2 separate regions of the Homo sapiens genome follow, and region 1 is linked to region 2. A link is a loop called in an ENCODE intact Hi-C map of the cell type or tissue named here. Cell type or tissue: endothelial cell of umbilical vein. All regions are shown on one strand.

Evidence for each region. A loop is a pair of places that touch in the nucleus more often than their neighbours do. Peaks named below come from ENCODE experiments on the same cell type or tissue, not always from the same donor. Only the 100,000 strongest peaks of a DNase experiment are listed, where the experiment ranks them.
Region 1: a loop joins it to region 2, with 8 times the contacts of the local background. A loop is called at or near these places in 6 of 110 quality-filtered maps.

The regions. Positions count from the first base shown.
Region 1 is chr2:27,719,253-27,721,752 of GRCh38, reverse strand. The region is part of intron 2 of LOC105374378 (a long non-coding RNA gene); the gene reads right to left. Among named protein-coding and RNA genes, the nearest start is that of LINC01460, 4.8 kb to the right of the region's middle. In endothelial cell of umbilical vein, no CTCF peak of the experiment used is centred here; a DNase peak (open chromatin) is centred at 1,472; H3K27ac peaks cover 486 bases.
Region 2 is chr2:28,449,065-28,451,564 of GRCh38, reverse strand. It overlaps LOC102723530 (a long non-coding RNA gene), which reads left to right and starts at 1,380. Exons shown (of 2, transcript NR_187669.1): 1 at 1,380-1,525. In endothelial cell of umbilical vein, no CTCF peak of the experiment used is centred here; a DNase peak (open chromatin) is centred at 1,494; H3K27ac peaks cover 1,230 bases.

The DNA of each region.
Region 1 (2,500 bases), 730 kb after region 2:
CGCAAGAGGACGCTTCCTGCTCCAGGTGGTGCCAGGTGGTGACCCCAGCAGCCCAGCATGGGTGGAAAGAGGAAAGGGAACGCGGCAGAGGGAAAAGCCAGCAGTCCCCTTAGATTTCACCCTTGAGTGTCTGTGAGGTGAGTCACCTGTCACCTTCACAGGGCCTTGTCCGCATCAAAGGAGGTCATGGTGGCGAAGTGCTTTCACATTACAAATGCCCTTCCCGCGGGGTGTTGTGGCAGGGCCTGCACTGGCCTTTGCTCGGCTCTTAAGGGTTGGCATCCCTGGTGACCCTCCCTTTTCCCTGAGTCATCTCACCCACTGCCTGGCTCCAGTCACATCTATAAGTGGATGGCAACCCACTTAGCACTCCGTCCTCCTTTACAGTAGAATAAATATACACCACTTCTTCAGGGGAAACAGCCTCAGACCCCTATTTTCATGTGCCTACTGGACACCCTCCCAGGAGTCTTTCTGTCCCTGTCCCACCCCCTCTACCACTGCCCACAGGCGGACTCTGCCAGCTCTTCTCTGAATAACAGAGGCAGCCCCCAGCTTGCCCTGCCCCAGTTCCCTGCCCACATCACACCCAGGGGTGGGTTTCTAAAATCCAGTCTGACCATGGCGTTCCACTGCATAAGACCCTTCCATGGCTTCCTCTTGGTCTTGGGATAAAGTCAAAAGACCTTATCTGTCTTCTGCTCTCATACAGACATATTTCTTGTCATGTCACCAACTGGCCAGTGCTGTCCCTATTCTCCAGCCCACTGTCCCACTAAATGCCCCCAGCCCACTGTTCCACTGTCCCTGCCCAGCCTGCCCTTCCCAACATTCCGTGTCCCCTCAATGCCCTTCACTTCCTTTCCTTTACTAGTGAAAGGATTAGTGGAGCTCCAACGTCCATCCCTGAAGAATGGGGATATTCGCCTTCCTACCAGGCTTCCTAGGGTCTGGGAGAGAATCAAATGAGAAAGGGGATGTAAAACTATTTTGTAAACTGAAAAAGGTTTGTAAGAGATGAAGAAGAATAAAATGACCAATGGTCTGGGAGAGCCTTGTAAACTTCCTTATCAGCTGACCTCAGAGGCCCACAAGAAGCACAGGGGACAACCATGTGAGGGGACTGGGGAAACTGTGGCATTTGAGCCGGGAAGCGTGATTGGGGGGTAATGCTTTGGGTTGGGATGGAGAGCGTCATTCATTACTGGAGCAGCCATAACCTACTTGTGAAGTCTGTGTCTGCACGAGAACCCCTAGGGAGACAGGGGTAGTGACAAGGGGGTGCAGGATGGTGGGGCTTCGGCCCCTTCCTTCCAGCTTAGCCAGGTGAGTCATCCGGAGGTACCGGCCCAAATCTCACCTCCTCCACTTGAGGCTGAGCAGAAATGGTCCAGAGGATGTGCCCAGAGGATGGAGACAGCAATACAGTGAATGAGTCATAGAGCTGAGTCAGAGCCCACTCAGCCCCTTTCAGGGCTCTGACGAAGGCTGTGCCAGCACAGCGGCGTTCTTCCAGCCTTGCCCCTTCCCTGCACACACAAACACACACATACACACACACACACACACACACACCTACAGACCAGTGACCTCACAACATGCTTCTGATTGCTAGCCTTACTTACTTCACAGGTTCAGTGAAATCCTACTGAGTCTCCCATGTAACAGGCTTTCTTTATGCTCACACTCACTCATTCATTCATTCATTCATTCACTGTTCAGGTACTGGAATAAAAACCCAGTCCTTGCCTTCAAAGAGCTCTCCAGCCAGCAAAGGAAACACAGTCTCCAACCATGCCTTGTCACTGCAGAGGGAGCAAGGCATGGCCATGGGAGAGCCTCACACACCATCAGTATCCGGGCTGATAGAGGAGGGAATGAGGGACACAACCCCTCATAGTGGGATGGGTCAAGAAATCACTGCTGTAAACATCTGGTCCCAGGACTCCCAAGCCTGGTACCCTCTACTTCCCACTGGAAACATCAAGCCTAAAGGTGCATCTACACAGATTCAGACAACATTGTTTCCTTTTTCTTCCAATTAATGTGGCTACTTTGACATATGTAGGAATAGCCTAAGCTAATGGTCACAGAACAGGTTCCGGTCTGATCTGTTTTCAATGTGAAGACTGAATTTTGGCTTTGAATCAGCAGCAGAGCCACCGGATTATATACGAAAATTTGCAATATCAAAACTGGGATAACTTCGAAGTTATCTAATTCCAGGCTCAGTGCTTCGTTTCTTAGGAGTAGAAACTCAAATCCAGAGAGGAAAAATGAAGCAGAGTCTTCTGATAATTTCCATCTGTTTTCTAGTCCTTAAGTAAATATAATTTTTACTACAAAAATAAACCACATTAGAGGCCGGGTATGGTGGCTCACACCTGTAATCCCAGCACTTTGGGAGGCCGAGTGGGCAGATCATGAGGTCAGGAGTTCGAGACCAGCCTGGCCAAGATGGTGAACTCCTGTCTCTACTAAAGATACAAAAAATTAGCTG
Region 2 (2,500 bases):
GCGCAGAGCCGAGTTCCTGGTGCCCAAGCCAGCAGGAAAGTGGAGGAAGATGCTCTGAGCAGCACCTGCAGGGCCCTTCCGGCTCAGCCCAGTTTCTCTCTGCAGTGGAGTCCCAGTCTGCAAGCTAAGAACGGAGATGGACTTTCAATCCCAGCTTGGTATACATGGTATACACGGGTGAATTTTCTATTAGACAGTGGCACCAACGGATGTAGGAAGCCATGAATGCCTCGGTGTCAGCAGCCTCAGCCTAAGAATCATTCATTCATTCATTTGTTCATTCATTCACTTATTCAACAGACACCTTTTTGTCCAGACAGTCCCAGATTACAACTGTTGTCCAGATGTAATTATTAATAGCCTCCTTTGACCTTGAAGTGTCCCAGTTTGGATGATAAATTATACGGTCTCTCTGCCTACTGAGCACCTACTATGTGTCAGGTCCCAGGCTAGGCCCCGGGGATTGAGAGAGAGATAACGTAATGGCCCTGCCCTCTAGGGCTCCGGAGACAAGGCGGCGATTGCAAGGCAGTGTGAGAAGGCGGGGATGGACATGCTGCCACGGGACCCCTGTACCCCTTGACAAACCTGTCAAGAAACAACCTTTGACTTTCCTGCCCTTCTTGGGTTTATTTACTTTTACTTGTTTACAAAAAAACATTTTTTGGGTTAACTCATGTCATGCTTTTCCCACCTGATACAGGAAGCAGCAGTCCTTTTATTTATTATGTTTTCCTCTGGCCTCAGAAGTTGCCTTTTATTGAGATATATATGATCCTTTTTCAAGAATCTCAAATATCCCATCTGTTCCCTACATGATGTCACAAACATCAGTTTTCCAGAAGCAGGGTCCTAATTTATTTCTTCATGAAAAGGGTATGACATGAAAATGGCAGTGACCCCGGGGCATGCTCTGGTTGGCCAGCTCCTCACTACTTGTGCCAGAAACACCTCCATGACATTTAGGGAAAAAGACAGGAGGAGTCACAGGAGAGAAGATGAGATGAGAGGCAGGGATGTTCCCTGGGTGGGCTCCTTCCTGATCATCTAAGTTGGGTGTGGGGAGGATGGTTGCCTCCCCACAAAGGACCTTAGGCAGCCAAGTGTATGGGACAGGGCAGTGGCCTCTCCCTTCATGCCAGACCAGGGATGCCTTGGCCTGTGCAGTCTGTAAGGAGCCCAACCCCGCCAGTTTCCCACACCCCATACCCATTCTCCTCAGCTCAAGCCTCCTCCTTCCCTACCTAGGTCCTCCCAGTCTCCTACTCAGTTAACTCCAGAGCACCAGGGGCCAACTGGCATCGCATCTCCTTGTCCAGCACTTGGGGATCGACTTCCTGATTCTGTCTCACAATTTCCCGAGTCACTAGATGAAAATCCTGATAATTCACAGCCCGGAAGGAACACTACCTTATTTAGATGTGCTGCCCCCAGAGGAGGGGGAAAGAAGGAGGAGGAGGGGGATTTAGAAGCAGGTAGAGTAAAAGGAGAAGATAGAAGGCACCGGTGATTCTGAGAATTCAAGGTAATGATGATGTCATCACAGGGAGGGTTTCACTGGGGTCAGTGGGTGGGGGCAGGGCACGGTGGCTCAGACTTGTGACTCATTTGTAGAAGTGGGCCCTGTATTCAGAAGTCATTCATTGAGTAAGCCAGTAATTGTTTTGACACTCATTTATTGAGCTGTTATTATGTTTCAGACCCTGGACTAGGCCCCTGAGAGGGAAGATCAGGGCCAGGGCCCGGGAGCTCATGGTCCAGAGGGGAAATAGAGTTCCACTGCAGGGTGTGGGTGGGCACCGGGAGAGGGAGGTGTGGCAGGAGGCCAGAGGCATGGCTGACAGATGGATGGACAGACAGACAGACACAGACAGCCAGGCTCCATGCAGAGGGAGTGGTCAGGAAAGACTCCCTGGGAGAAGACGCGGGGTGGGGAGAGATATCTGAGATAATCGTGTGGGAGGAGTAGGCAGAAGCCAGACATGGGAAGGGAAGGGAGTTTCAGGCCGCGGGAAGAGCATCGTGCAGGAAGGCATGGAGGTGGGGGCTCGGGAACGTTTGGGGAAGTGCAAGAAGTTCCTGAGATGGTGAAGGGAGAGAAATGGCTTTGAGGAGGGAGGGGCAGCCACTTCCTAAAGAATCTGAGCTGCTGCCCTGCAGGCCCTGAGGATCCTGAAGGCACCAACCCTGGGGCTCCTGGCCACATTCCCCCTTCTTGGGAGAGGAACCCCTGAGCGTGCGATGGCCAAGTCCCACCCTGACAGACCCGTGCCTGGCTCCAGCCCTTACCAGTGTCCTGCCTGGGCTGGAGGTTTTTTCGCACATCATCCCATGCCACTCCTTTTCTCCAGAACCCCATTGATCCTCGAAGGTGGCCCAGTGTCCCCTGACGATGGAGAGATTGAGGTTCTCTAGAGGACAGAGCTTGCCAGGCCCCTCGGCTAGCATGTGGCAGAGCCAGAAGCAGAAGCCAGGGTTGTCTGGGCTCTTCCCACTTAAT